2 separate regions of the Homo sapiens genome follow, and region 1 is linked to region 2. Evidence: read pairs that join two places in POLR2A ChIA-PET (ENCODE). Cell type or tissue: GM12878. All regions are shown on one strand. Links, peaks and the distances in the headings refer to the core of each region. The heading gives the core; the rest is flanking DNA.

Region 1 (7,701 bases), core at 1,643-6,642, 170 kb after region 2:
CCAGCCCATCTGCACCTAACTCCAGCTGCCCCCAACCCCAGTCCATTCCTGCTGAGCCCTGGGATGCCACCATCTTACTGCAGCCCTGCAGAGACTAGTGAGCATCTGCTCTCTAAGGTGGGTGTGAACACCCAGATCTCTCAGCTGACCAGGATGGCCCTCCTGCCTTGGACTTGATCTTAGCCGGGAGCTTCTCTCTACCCCAGTGCCCACCACCAGCAGGACCAGGATGGCAGGAAGGCTCATTGAGGCTGCCTGCCGCCCAGCTTCAAAGATGCCGGTAAAGTGCCCTCCAGAGGCTGAGGTTCCAAGGGACACTGGTGGTGCAAGCAGCACAAACGCAGGAACAAGGATGGCTAAGACTGCTAAGCGCTCACAGTAGCGGGAGGGGGTTCCACAGGGTCCACAGGGACCTCAACGAGTCCCTAGAGCAGCCCTTTGTTATAGGCATATATCATGGCTGCTTCCCTTTTGCAGAGGAGGAAACTGAAGCTCAGAGGTTAAGTGACCTGCCCAAGATGTCAGTGACTGTATTTGATTCAGGAGACCGTGCTCTTGACCTTCTGACTTCTCCGTCTCTGCGCAGCAGAGTACAAACAGCTCAGCAACCCACAGCTGCCACCCTCACTGCCTTCCAGAGTCTGCGTGTCAAGGGTGCGACACCTGTAATCCCAGCACTTTGGGAGGCCGGGGCTGGAGGATTTCTTGAGCCCAAGAGATCGAGACCAGCCTGGGGAACGTAGGGGGACTCATCTCTACAAAAAATTTAAAAATTAGCCAGTTGTAGTGGCACATGCCTGAGGTCCTAGCTATGCAGGAGGCTGAGGTGAGAGGATAGCTTGAGTCAGGGAGGTCAAGGCTGCAGTGAGCCATGATCGTGCCACTGCACGCCAGCCTTGGCGACAGAGTAAGACCTTATCTCAAAAAAAAAAAAAAAAAAAAAAAAAAAAGAGAGAGTGTGACAAAGGCTGACTGACAGAATCCTGACTCCTGATTCTAGCCTACGTCTTCCTCAGCTCAGCCCAGCCCAGCGCAACCCAGCTTTGTCCTGACATCGGTGGGTGGAGTGGGGGGGAGGTGCTAAAAGTGCACCCACCCATTTTCTTTTGCAATCCTGTAAGCGAATTCCATTTCTCTTCATTTCCTGCAAAGAAGGTACTTCCGAGCCAGCATCTCCCACAGTATTAAAAGCAGAAGTTGTTGATGGGTTCAAATCCTAGCTCCTCTCCTCATAGACCAGGGACCTTGGGAAAGACATACCTCCCAGAGGAGATAAACTGGAACTGGCTTTTTACATAAATGTCCTTAATTTAAAATGTTGGCAACTGAGTCAGAATTTTTACAACACTTTGAAAGGGCCAAACTAAACACATCTGTGGGCCAGAATCAGCTGGTGAGAATAAATAAGAACAGTGTAAAGCCCTCAGCACAGTGGCTAGAGATCCATATGGGTGCCAGATAGTAATACCATGGCAGCCTTGGACCAGGTCGGAAAGTCCTGGAGGAGGGGCTCCTAAAAAAGAGGCAGTGACCCTATACAGTAAGGAAGGTGCCCTCGAAAGGACTCCTTGACTGCCCAGAGACCAACAGGTGACAGCATGCAGACCTACACCCCGCACCAAGCCAATTCCCCATCTAACCCTGTCCTCCACAAAACACCCCAGAGTGCCTAGGGATTATTCTGGGTCAGGGCTGTCCCATGGGAGGCTATTATTAAGGGAGCAGATTTTGTGGTGGCTTAATTGTTATAACAACTAGGCTTGAGAAGGAAGCCACTGTTTTGTGAGTGCAGCTTCTTTCCTTTAAACCAAGTCTTCCAAAGGCCTCCTTGCTCCAGCGAGCTCCCACTGTCACAGTGGCTAATGAGGCCTGGGACCGCACTATGTCAGCTTTTTGCCCCATGGATCACCCTCCTCGCAACCTCAGCAAGAGGGACAGGGAGGACTCCTTTCCCAAAGCTGAAATCCAGGACTGCAAACACACTTGGGGGGTGGAGGTGCTTAGATGTGATCTTGGCCTCTGGTTTTTCCTTTCCACTGGCTTCCCCCATCTCCCCCAAAGCAAGGTCTGCTGTGGGAGAAGATTTCAGTGTCACAAGGCACTTGCTTTCGAGGACAGAAAGTGCTCCCGAAATCCTACCTATAAAGGAGACTTTAGGAAAGAAAAGATCTCATTTTCCTGCCATTTGCACTAGTCTATTGGCACCTCTCATGCAACCCCCAGCATGGAGACACAGGTAGGAAGCTCTCCTTCAAAGTGTGGGTGTCGTAGAGTCCCCTCAATGAAGCAAAAGCCCACAGCCTCTCTGTATCCTCGGCCCCACCAAGTCCACTAGGCTTTGCCTCCAGAACACACCCACTTTCTTCCTACTATCACCACACTGGTCCAAGCCAATCTCATCTCTTGCCTGAACCACTTGTTCATCTCCCAGCTTCCAGTATCAATTCACCCATGTCCAGGCTCCACACAGCTGCCAGAGTGATGTTTAAAAAGCATAAATCAGTCGGGGTGCGGTGACTCACACCTGTAATCCCAGCACTTATGGAGGCCAAAGCAGGTGGCTCACTTGAGCTTAGGAGTTCAAGATCAGTCTGGGCAACATGGCAAATCCCCGACTCTATGAAAAATACAAAAGTTAGCTGGGCATGGTGGCGTGTGCCTGTGGTCCCAGCTGCTGAAGGGGCTGAAGTGGGAGGCCAGGAGGTTGAGGTTGCAGTGAGCTGTGATTATGCTACTGCACTCCAGCCTGGGTGACAGAGTGACACCCTGTCTCAAAAAAAAAAAAAAAAAAAAAAAAAAAAAAGCCAGGCACGGTGGCTCATCCTTATATTCCCAGCACTTTGGGAGACCAAAGTGGGTGGATCACTTGAGAGGTCAGGAATTCGAGACCAGCCTGGCTAATGTGGTGAAACCCCGTCTCTACTAAAAATACAAAAATTAGCCAGGCTTAGTGGCGGAAGCCTGTAATCTCAGCTACTCTGGAGGCTGAGGCAAGAGAATTGCTTGAACCTGGGAGACAGAGGTTGCAGTGAGCCGAGATTGTGCCATTGCCCTCCAGCCTGGACAACAGAGTGGGACTCTGTCTCAAAAAAAAAAAGGTATAAATCAGAAGCTGGACATGGTGATATGCACCTGTAGTTCCAGCTACTTGGGAGGTAGAGGCAGGAGGATCACTTGGGCCCAGGAGTTCAAGGCAAGCCCGGGCAACACAGCAAGACCCCATCTCTAAAAAAAATTAGAACAAAATAAAAATTTTAAAAGGCATAAATCAGATCATATCATGCCCCTAAGAAAATCTTTCAAAGGCTTCATAGATCAAAAGACAAAGCCTAAGCTCCTGACCACAAGACCCTACACAATCTGGCCCCTGCCACCTGGACAGCTTCATACTGACCACTATCCCCTTCCTCACCACCTTCTAGCCATGCTGGGCTCCTTTCATTCCTTTGAACAAGCCAAATATTCCATACTTCGAGCCCTGTGCACACGCTGTACTCCACTCTGTTTGGAATATTCTTCTATGTGGTCTATGCATGTCTGACTTTTCAACCTTCAGGTTTAAGCTTCAGTGTGGCCCATGTCAGTCTATGCTCATCACACTATCTGAAGAAATTCACCACCCAGTGTCCACGGAATACCCATCCCAGCTGTGCTTGTTGAGCTACTTGTTGCATGTCGTTCTCCTTGGGAATGTATATTCCATGAAGAGTAAGGAGCATTCCATTTAGACTCCAGCCAGAACCCCAGTGACATACTAGGGAGTGCTGAGTGTGCTCTCGCTCCCTCCCCCAAGAAGTGTCGGGACCACACAGTCCAGCTGGCCTGCCTGTGGCTTGCAGGAACAAACACCCTGGCCCAAGATTTCGCCCTTGTTTTCACAGCCTGCCTTCCCCGTCTTAACCTCACACATTTTCCAGGAGGCTTTATTTGGTTGGGCTCCTGGCTAATGATCAATGTCAACTCAGTAATAGGGCAGCAATTTGGTGGCAGATGTTTTCTTGGCAGCACTAGTGGTTGGCCTTAGTGAGGGCCTCAGGTCTGGACTTAAAACACCAATGCCCAATGCCAGCCCCCTTTAAAGACCTCTCTGCAAATAAACTCAAATAAACACCCTGGGCCTCCATTAACGCCCTTCCAGCTGACCCTGGGAACAGTGGGCCTTTCAGGCCTGCCACTGCAGCCACTCCCTGGGCAGTTAAAACACCCCAACCTGGCCTCCAGCCTCTCCTCTCCAGGGGCCACTAGGCCTGGCCTGCCTGCCACCACACAGCAGGATTTCGTCCTCTTCTTTAAAAAAAGGGGAAAAAAGGGCTTTCAAGCAGGCAATTTACCATTCCAGACACAATCTTTCAAAGAGAAACAAAAACTCTCCCTGTCTGAGGCAGACCGCTAAGGCGTGTGTGTAATAAGATGCTAATACAATTTAATGATATTTCGGCTGGAAAACCTGTCCTCAGAGCCTCCTTGTGTTGGGAAGGCCAGACATTCAGAAAACAAGAGCTGCACACTCTTAAACCGCTTTAAACCGGGGTCACAGCCCCACTCTTTCCTATCTCTCATTAACTTTAATGCCTTCTCAGGGACAGTAATTGCAGTTACAAAAATGATTTTGTATACAGAGTAGAGGGCTGCTGCCTGGGATCCTCCAGTCGGCTTCCTGGACCTGCTTCTCCAAGTCTAGAGGAGCCTGAACCCTCCTGCAACACCAGCCATTGCCTGTCTGCAACTTCAAGTGTCCCAGAGGGGACTCAGCTCCCCTTGAAGACGCTGCCACACCCACCCTCCAGACCAGTTCTGGGGACGTACCAAGGGGATGGTGGGAGAATGAAAAGGCTCTGTCTACTTTGTTCTTCAGAACCTTCTCACCCTACTCTTTGCCCCAGAGAGGGCAGAGCTCCGTCTACTCGCTCCCATATCGGCTGCCTATTGGCACCTGCAGGATCCTTCTGATCCCTTCTGCAGAGAAGCGAGCTGGCTCTCTGGCCTAGCCTAAAGGTGAGAGATCAAAGGTCCAAGCTGCATCGGGGACCCTCCCCAGGTATAATAAGGATGACTAATACTAATCACGTGCTTATCACATGCCTGCTTTGGGCTTAGTCTTTTTTAGGTAATCACTTATTCTATACATCCACTATGAGATAGGTACTGTTATTAATCCCATTTGCAGAAAGTGCTCCTTGTAACAGAAGGAACTGAGGTATAGAGCCATTATGACAGTTGGTAACTGCACAGCCAGGATTCAAACCTAGGCTGTCTGACTCCAGAAGGTGTACCCCATCTCCAGTGGGCTGAAGTGTACAGGCCTACAAGTTCCAGGGTATGGGTATTCTAGATTCCTATGGGCTGTCTGAAAGGAGCTTTGAGCAGACCTACAATTGTAAGCTTTTGAGCCACATGGTAAGGGTCCTATCTGGAGGACAGGGCAAGCCAGGGGTATCCTGCTCCCCAACTCTGACCTGTTCTCCCCATCAGAGAACCTAAAGGGAGAACTGTGAGGTCCCAAAAAGCCTGCTGCATGTGCCATGAAGAATTTGGACTAGAAGCCTCTTACCTGTGTCATGAGCATAAGACAACTGCCTTCCTGTTAAGAGGAACACTAGGTTAGAGCCAGAACACCCTGCCTCCCAACCTCAAGGATGTGGGGGTCAGTGTCCAGGGCCTATACAGTGTCAATACTCCGTGGTGCATCTAGGACCTGGGGACTGGCAGTCCCACCTCACCAGTCCATGAAAGCTAAGTGGAGATTTCTGACAACCTCTTGGACCACTGTTACTGGCCCTTTAGCCAGGCAATTTAGGGAAAGGAAAAGCATTTTGGACGGGAAAACATTCTGGAAACATTTGCTGCATCCTGAGCCCAAACAACTCTATCCTTAAACACTTCATCTCCAAAAGTGATGGGGGGACCCTTGGCCAAACAATTTCAAAACCAATATTCACTGCAAGTCCTGCTGCCTGGGGCGAGGACTTCCCTCTGTGAGGCATTTGCTGCAGAACCAAATGCTTTTCCACTCAAAACAACAGCCAACAGCACTTGGGGCAACCTAGAGGGCTCCAGATCAAACAAACATCCCTTCCTCTACCATGCAAACTTGCTCAATAAATTATTCGCCCACTTCGGATCAAAGCCTGTTTTTGCAGCCTGTGACCCAAAAAGCAAATAGCATCTCTTAAACATGAAAGCCCTCCTCCCTGCCTGGGTCAGCTTTATTACTCATTCCTTCCCCCTTATAGTTATTCTGTTGTTATTTTCCTCCTCTGCTTGTTAGATGGCTCTGCGAGTCCCAGCCCGTCTAAGGAAGATGGGACAAGACGGACGGTGCGTTCATCTGGGGCCCTAAGGTGAGAAAGAAAGTCAGGGTAGGGGAGAAGCCCTGGGAACCCAGGAAACAAAGCCAGGCCCGGTTGGCAGCTCCATGCCGAGCCCTTTTGCCAAATGTCCTACTGGGAATTTTACCAGTGAAGGGAGGGAGTTAATGCCACTCCGAGAGGAGGGGCCAGGCGGCCCTACCACCTCCCAGGTCCAGGAATCAGTTTGCAAACATAAATGCTAAGGGGGCGTCCTGACAGCCTGTCTGGGATCAGAGCTCAGGGGTCCTCCTTCCAACAAAGGCAAGGCAGCAGGTCCCACTCAGCCCCTTCCTAGACGCTTTGGAACCGCTCTGAATGGAAACATGACACCTCTCGATGACCCCCTACAAACTCTGACCCGGGATACAACTTTGTGCCTCGGGATCCTGCAGAAGATGACCCAGGGGTGCTAGACGCAGCGGCGAGGTTTGGAAATCTGCAGAGACCAGAATCGCCGGCCGCAGTGTGCCTTCGGCATACGGCAAAGACACCCAGTGACCCTTCACCTCCCCCAGCCTCCAGCAAGAGGCCAGCAGCCAAGCTGGTAAAAAAGTGCCCAGGCCAGCGGCAGTGGCTGAGGGGATTGGGAGGGGAGTTGCGCGCGCCTCCAGCCCGCCCCTGGAGGCAGTCCGCGGGACCGCAGGCTGGAGGCGCGCCGGCGTGATTCCGACCGCCGGAGCCGGGAGGAGGAGCCGGAGGAGGCTGCGGGGGGCTCCGGCCCAGGCGAAGGAAGGGCAAGAGGCTGTTCGACCGGGGGCGGCGCCGGGAGGTGGGTGGGCTTAACACCCAGGTCGGGGGAGGGGTTTAAGAGACACCGGGAAGGGCAGCCGAGCCCCAGGGGCGGGTGGGGTGGTAGCTGTGTGTAGTAGGGGACAGGGCTGGGCCTCTGGAAGCTAGAGTGAAGCCTTCCTGGCTGTCTCGCAGGCAACCCCATCCTCTGGCAGAACAGCTGCGAATCGCCAAGTTGACCCCTCTCGTCCCTTGGCCGAGAGGAGAGGATGTCTCAGGACCCAGGGATGGGCGGGAAGAAACCATGGGGAGCCACAAGTCTGCACCCAGGCGGGGAGGAGGCGGGCGGGCGCCGCTCCGCAGGCGCAGGCGAGTGGGTGGGAAGAAGGGAGGGAGAGGGAGGAAGGAGGTGAGGCCGGGAAGATGCCACTGCCGGGGGCGGGGCGGGGCCGGGGATCCGGCAAAGGGACTGCAGCAGCGCTAGGTGGGGGCGGGGGCTGCAATGTCACTCATTTGAGAGTCAGGTGTGTGCGTCCCAAACGGGGTCCGCCACAAGCCGGCATCTTCCTGGTACCACCCATGGTGCAGGGCCCTAGGCAGAGGGCTGGGGACTGCGGATCCG
Region 2 (7,701 bases), core at 838-5,837:
TCAAGGTTTATTGAATAAAAATACATACAATATGTCACTTATGTAAATCGACCATAAGATACATTTTCCATGGAGATGTACCTAAGTATGCAAATGTATAGGAAATTCGGTATATACCAAGTGATATATACCATTTTTAATAAGAAATTCTGATACATACCATTTTTAACTACATAAAAATGAAGTGAAAGTGTATGTGTCGCATACACATGCAAGCTGATACAGGAAGACTTTAGCTTTATCAATAATGTTTTTATTTTTTACAAGAAAAACAGATGCACATGTTGCTTGTGAAATAAAAACCAACTTAAAAACAGTAATCAGGATGAAAAAGAATGCTGGGCATGGTGGCATGTGCCTGTAATCCCAGGTATTCAGGAGGCTGAAGCAGGAAGATTGCTTAAGCCCAAGAGTTGAAAGCAAGCCTGGGCAACATAGTGAGACCCTGTCTCTTAAAAAGAAATATACAACATTAATAAAGAAAGAAAGAAAAAGGAGAATGTGTGTCTGTACGTATAAAAATAGAAAGGTTTTCAAGATATTGTGATAAAAATAAAAAAGCCAGGTATAATTCCTCACTGCTTTTATTTGAAGTTAAGGCCAAAATATATGTTTATAAATGCCATGGGAAAGTTTCTGAAGGGTATATGATTAACTGTAGAGTGGAACAGAAGTTATGCTTGAGTTCTCATTTTATATCTTTTTGTACATTATCTTTTCTGTGTTAACTTTTCTAGAGTATGTATTTGATCTGTAGTGAATTTATCATAATAAAATAAAAAGAGAAACCTAAGCAAGCTAACCACAAAGCTTTATTAAATTAAGCACTCTAGAAAGAGGGTGGTGGGCTGCAGTGGCTCACACCTGTAATCCCAGCACTTTGGGAGGACAAGGCAGGCAGATCATGAGGTCAGGAGTTCGAGACCAGCCTCACCGACATGGTGAAACTCCGTCTCTACTAAAAATACAAAAATTAGCTGGGCATGGTAGCACGTGCCTGTAATCCCAGCTACTAGGAAGGCTGAGGCAGGAGAATCACTGGACCCCGGGAGGCGAAGGTTGCAGTGAGCCGAGACTGCGCCATTACACTCCAGCCTGGACGACAGACCGAGACTCCGTCTCAAAAAAAAAAAAAAAGAGGGCAAAGGAGTTGCCTGGCATATCCCAAAGCTGTTTATGCAAAATAAGGTACATATAAAAATAGCCTCTGTCTTGACAAGTAGAAAAGGTCTTAAAAGCACATTAGGATGTACACTTCCCTTAATTTATAACAGGTATCTGCAGAAATAAACATTTTTGAGGTCTGTCAGTCTCCAATGAATGGGATCCAACAAATATACCCTTTAAAACATAAACACTAAAAAACTATTAGGTACTCACTTCGACAGCATGTATACTAAAATTAGAACCATACAGAGAAGATTAGCATGGCCCCAGTGCAAGGATGACACGTAAATTCGTGAAGTGTTCCATATTTTAATTAAAAATTATAAAATAAAAACTAGGCCAGGCATGGTAGCTCATGCCTGTAATCCCAGCACTTTGGGAGGCCGAGGCGGGTGGATCACTTGACATCAGGAGTTCGAGACCAGCCTGGCCAACATGGCGAAACACCACCTCTACTAAAAATACAGTCCAGGCGCGGTGGCTCACGCCTGTAATCCCAGCACTTTGGGAGGCCGAGGCGGATGGATCACGAGGTCAGGAGATCAAGACCATCCTGGCTAACATGGTGAAACCCTGTCTCTACCAAAAATACAAAAAATTAGCTGGGAGTGGTAGCAGGCGCCTGTAGTTCCAGCTACTTGGGAGGGTGAGGCAGGAGAATGGCGTGAACCCAGGAGGCGGAGCTTGCAGTGAGCGGAGATCGTGCCACTGAACTCCAGCCTGGACAAAAGAGCAAGATGTGGTCTCAGAAAAAAAAAAATAAAGTAAAAAAAATAAATAAATAAAAACTATTAGAATTAATAAATTCTAATTATAGTGAAGGATAGATAAGAGAGACCTTCATCTTGCTCATGGTTTGACCAACAGATTTCAATGTGTAATGGAACAGGTTAGTGGATCTTTATCTTTTTTTTTTTGTTATAGATTTCATATAAATAATTTTTCCATTGAAAAGAATATTATTATACTGGGCGTGGTGATTCACACCTGTAATCCCAGCACTTTGGGAGGCTGAGGTGTAGGATTGCTTAAGTCCAGGAGTTTGAAACCAGCCTGTGTAACAAAGTAAGACCCTGTCTCTACAGAAAAATTAAAAATTAGCTAGGCGTGGTGGCATGCGCCTGTGGTCCCAGTTATTCGGGAGGCTGAGCTAAGAGGATTGCTTGAGCCCAGGAGTTGAGGCTGCAGTGAGCTATGATCATGCCACTGCACTCCAGCCAGGGGGACAGAGCAACACTCTGTCTCCAAAAAAAGAAAAAAGAGAGAGAAGAAGAAAGAAAATTACCACTCTACACCCCATTACAGAGCAATATTTATTTAAATAAAAACTCAATCTGTGCTCCACACCCCCTTACAGAGCAATAATATTTATTTAAATAAAAACTCAATTTGTGCAGCAGCAATGGAAAAAAAAACCCACCTTAAAAAAAAAACCCACCAGGTTGATAATGTGGAGAAATGAAAAACTAAAAATAAGAGTACAGGCTGGGTGCGGTGGCTCATACCTGTAATCCCAGCATTTAGGGAGGCCAAGGTAGGCGGATCACCTGAGGTCAGGAGTTTGAGACCAGCCTGGCCAACATGGCAAAACCCCGTTTCTACTAAAAATACAAAAATTAGTCAGGCGTAGTGTCAGGCACCTGTAATCCCAGTTACTCAGGAGGCTGAGGCAGGCAGAATTGCTTGAACCTGGGAGATGGAGGTTGCAGTGAGCCTAGATCACACCATTATACTCCAGCCTGGGCGAGAGAGTGAAACTCTGGCTCAAAAAAAAAAAAAAAAAAAAAGAGAGTACAAACTAAGAGATCCCCCACTTTTGGAAATAAATAGTTGCACAGTGAAAACATACTTGATGCCACTGTACAATTAAAAAATGGATAAAATGGGCCAGGTGCGGTAGCTCATGCCTGTAATCCCAGCACTTTGGGAGGCCGAGGCGGACGGATCACCAGATCAGGAGATCGAGACCATCCTGGCTAACATGGTGAAACCCCGTCTCTACTAAAAAATACAAAAAATTAGCTGGGCATGGTGGCAGGCGCCTGTAGTCCCAGCTACTTGGGAGGCTGAGGCAGGAGAATGGCATGAACCCAGGAGGCGGAGCTTGCAGTGAGCTGAGATCGTGCCACTGCACTCCAGCCTGGACGACAGAGCGAGACAGTCCGTCTCAAAAAAAAAAAAAGGATAAAATGGTAAAGCTTATGTTATATATATTTTACAAGTAAAAAAAAAAAAGTTTAAAAGCAAGATCTGTGGCTGGGTGTGGTGGCTCATGCCTGTAATCCTAACACTTTGGGAGGCTAAGGCAGGAAGATCACGTGAGCCCACGAGCTTGCAACCAGCCTGGGCAACATAGGGAGACCCAGTCTCTACAAAATAAAAAATAAAAAATTAGCCAGGTGTGGTGGCTCACACCTGCAGTCTCAGCTACTAGGAAAGCTGAGGTGGGAGGATCACTTGAGTCAGGGAGGTGGAGACTCCAGTGAGCTGTGATTGCACCACTGCACTCCAGCCTGGGCGACAGAATGAGACTCTGTCAAAAAAGGGTCTAGGCTGTGTGCGGTCACTCACACCTGTAATCCCAGTGCCTTGGGAGGCTGAGGTGGGCAGATCATCTGAGGTCAGGAGTTTGAGACCAGCCTGGCCAACATGGTGTAACCCTGTCTCTACTAAAAATACAAAAATTAGCCGGGCATGGTGGCACGCACCTATAATCCCAGCTACTCGGGAGGCTGAAGCAGGGAGAATCACTTGAACTCGAGAGGTGGAGGTTGCAGTTAGCCAAGATTGTGTCACTGCACACCAGCCTGGGCAACAGAGCAATATACCATCTCAAAAAAAAAAAAAAAAAAACAAGACTCTATCTTCTTCTTTTTTTTTTTTTTGGAGACAGTGTTGCCCAGGCCGGAGTGCAGTGGTGTGATCTCTGCTCACTGCAACCTGACTCCCAGGCCAGGCCCCAACAATCCTCCCACCTCAGCCTCCTAAGAAGCTGGGACTACAGACGTGCACCACCACGCTCAGCTAAGTTTTTGTATTTTTCGTAGAGACATCATTTTGCAATGTTGTCCAGGCTCGTCTCTAATTCCTGGGCTCAAGCGATCCACCAGCCTTGGCCTCCCAAAGTGCTGGAATTACAGGCATGAGCCACTGTGCCCAGCCGGAGATAAGGTCTTTTTTAAAAAACTGAGATAATTCACACACCATAAAATTCTCTATTTAAAAATATATAAGTCAGTGCTTTTGAGTATATTCTCAATAGGCCCCCTTTTTTTGGTTACAGTGTTTCTTCTCTCCTCTTAATTGCATATTCCAGAGTAGGCAAAGTATCTCAGAAGGGCAATCTTATAAGACCAGATAAAAACATGTACATTTACTGAAACCAAAAATATTATTCAGTCCTACGCAAAAAAAAAATATTCCTACCTTTGGTGCACCGAATCCTCATGACTGCCTCAAAGCCAATCTTCCGAGTAAGGTATCTCTGTAGTTCCTTCTGTAATTTCTGTACTTGGACTGGGTTGTGCTGATGATGGTAAGAGGGATAGTAATAGACACTACCTGCTGAATACCGAGAAATACAACCTGGAAGAGAACACACACTGTTTTAAACTGTGCCGTTAACTATTTCTACTACACCAAAGTAACTAAAGACATTGGAATCAATCTTTCTTTAACTTTCCAAGGTAAACTACTGTCAGAAAGGAGATTTTATTCCCTTTTTTTGAGACAGAGTCCCATTCTGTCACCCAGGCTGGAGTGCAGTAGTGATACCATGGGGCTCACTGCAGCCTTGACCTCTCCACCTCAAGCACTCTTCCCACCTCAGCCTTCCAGGCAGCTGGGACCACAGGTGTGCGCCACCATGTCTGGCTAGTTTTTTATTTAAAAAAATATACATATTATTTGCAAATACAGGGTCTTCCTATGTTGCCCAGGTTGGTCTCAAACTCCTGGGCTCAAGCAATCCTCCTGCACAGGCCTCACAAATTGTTAGGATTACAGGCATGAGCCATCATACCCGGCCTGCATTCCTTTAAATAGTAGAATAGAAATTTCTCTATTACTAAATGTTTAGAGTAGAAGACTATAAGGTTTTTAATAGACTAAACTGACTGATTAACTTTCCCAAGGGCATACATATTCTTTAACTTTGTTCTATATTTAGAACACTATCATATAAGGACCATTTTGATATTCATTTAACGGAAAAAAAAAATCATTACGAAGAACTTACCCAGAGAAGCCAAATCAGAATACTGTCCACTGAGAAGGAATAAGTCAACAGCAACTTGCTGACCAGAACAGTCCAAGGCTAATTTCTTATAGAAGTCAGTGGATGGTGTCATGTGTATATCCTATTTATAATAAATTATAAAGAGACATTTTAAAAAATCATTACATTGTCATAAAATCTAAATACACATCTACATACATCATGATGTTAACAACAATTGCAATTATTTCTGGGCATTCTACAAAGTCCTTTTCCTTTGTGGTACTACTTGATTTTTCATTAAGAAGCAAGTACTGCTTAGGAATTTTCTGTAAGTTCCAGCCAGGTGTGGTGGCTCACACCTGTAATCCTAGCACTTTGGGAAGCCAAGGCGGGTGGACTGCTTGAGCCCAGGAGTTTGAGACCATCCTGGGCAACATGACTTTATTTATTTAAAAAAAAAAAAAAATGGCCGGGTGCGGTGGCTCACGCCTGTAATCCCAGCACTTTGGGAGGCCGAGGTGGGTGGATCACGAGGGCCGGAGATCGAGACCATCCTGGCTAACATGGTGAAACCCCGTCTCTACTAAAAATACAAAAAATTAGCCAGGCATGGTTGCAGGTGCCTGTAGTCCCAGCTACTCGGGAGGCTGAGGCAGGAGAATGGCATGAACCCAGGAGGCGGAGCTTGCAGTGAGCTGAGATCGCACCACTGCACTCCAGCCTGGGCAACAGAGCGAGACTCCGTCTGAAAAAATATATATATGTTTTTTAAAAATTTTCTGTAGGTTTTTTTCCCTTTATTTTTAAAAAGAAATATATCTACTATAATAATTTCATAGTTGGTAAAGATTTTTTTATTGTAACTAAAATATATTAAATGTTCAGTATGCTGGAAACTGTTCTAAACAATTCATATGTAATACTTACTTAGTCCTTTCAACTACCCTAAGAGGTAAGTGCTATCATTTTCTTTTTTTCTTTTTCTTTTTTTTTGAGATGGGAGTTTTGCTGTAGTTGCCCAGGCTGGTGTGCAATGGCATGATCTCAGCTCACCGCAACCTCTGCCTCCCGGTTTCTAGCGATTCTCCTGCCTCAGCCTCCCGAGTAGCTGGGATTACAGGCATGCACCACCATGCCCAGCTAATGTTTTTTGTATTTTTAGTAGAGACGGGATTTCATCATGTTGTTCAGGCTGGTCTCGAATTCCCAAAGTTAGATGATCCGCCTGCCTCGGCCTCCCAAAGTGCTGGGATTACAGGTGTGAGCCACCACACCTGGCCACTATCATTATTTTCTTTCTTTCTTTTTTTTTTTTTTTTTGAGACAGAGTCTCACTCTGTCACCCAGGCTGGAGTGCAGTGGCGTGATCTCAGCTCACTGCCTCCCGGGTTCAAGCAATTCTCATGCCTCAGCCTCCCAAGTAGCTGGGACTACAGGTGCACACCGCCACCCCCAGCTAATTTTTGTTTTTTGTTGTTGTTGTTTTGAGACGGAGTCTCACTCTGTCGCTCAGGCTGGAGTGCAGTGGCACAATCTCAGCTCACTGCAACCTCCCAGGTTCAAGCAATTCTCCTGCCTCAGCCTCCTGAGTAGCTGGGATTACAGGTGTGTGCCACCACGCCCGGTTAATTTTTGTATTTTTAGTAGAGACAGGGTTTCACCATGTTGGTCAGGCTAGTCTCGAACACCTGAACTCGTGATCCACCCACCTTGGCCTCCCAAAGTGCTGGAATTACAGGCGTGAGCCACCATGCCCGGCCAATTTTTGTATTTTTAATAGAGATGGGGTTTCGTCGTGTTGGCCAGGCTGGTCTCGAACTCCTGACCTCAGGTTATCCGCCTGCCTCAGCCTCCCAAAGCACTGGTCTTACAGGCATGAACCACCACACCCAGCCATCTTTTTTGTTGTTGTTGTTGTTGTTGTTTCCCAAGTTGGAGTGTAGTGGCACGATCTCACTGCAGCCTCCTGGGCTCAAGTGATCCTCTCACCTCAGCCTCCAGAGTAGCTAGGACTATAGGCTCTCAGCATCACACCTGGCTAATTTTTTTTGTATTTTTGTAGGGACAGGGTCTCACTATGTTGCCCAGATTGGTCTCAAACTCCTGAGCTCAACCGATGCTTCCATCTCAGCCTCCCAAAGGGCTGGGATTATAGGCACAAGCCACCACACTTGACCCTTTATTTTCACCTTATATATAAAGAAACAAAGGGGCAAAGAAATTAATTTTTCAAGTTCCCAAGTGTAATAAACAGTGAGACTAGGCAGTCTGACTCCAGGAATGATACCATACCCAGTATAGTACACAGGTCTCTC

The links. Peaks named below come from ENCODE experiments on the same cell type or tissue, not always from the same donor. Only the 100,000 strongest peaks of a DNase experiment are listed, where the experiment ranks them.
Region 1: POLR2A ChIA-PET joins it to region 2 with 5 read pairs; 2 of 35 experiments call an interaction of 5 or more read pairs at or near these places.

What each region holds. Positions count from the first base shown.
Region 1 is chr5:134,526,986-134,534,686 of GRCh38, reverse strand. All of the region lies in intron 1 of JADE2 (jade family PHD finger 2), which reads right to left. Among named protein-coding and RNA genes, the nearest start is that of JADE2, 5.2 kb to the right of the region's middle. RefSeq lists an enhancer at 1,733-2,233 and silencers at 7,008-7,067, 7,428-7,701. In GM12878, for the core only: no CTCF peak of the experiment used is centred there; no DNase peak of the experiment used is centred there; H3K4me3 peaks cover 2,199 bases; H3K27ac peaks cover 1,313 bases.
Region 2 is chr5:134,694,950-134,702,650 of GRCh38, reverse strand. It overlaps SEC24A (SEC24 homolog A, COPII component), which reads right to left. Exons shown (of 23, transcript NM_021982.3): 14 at 5,405-5,525; 15 at 4,594-4,752. It also overlaps the pseudogene RNU6-1164P. Among named protein-coding and RNA genes, the nearest start is that of CAMLG, 40 kb to the left of the region's middle. In GM12878, for the core only: no CTCF peak of the experiment used is centred there; no DNase peak of the experiment used is centred there.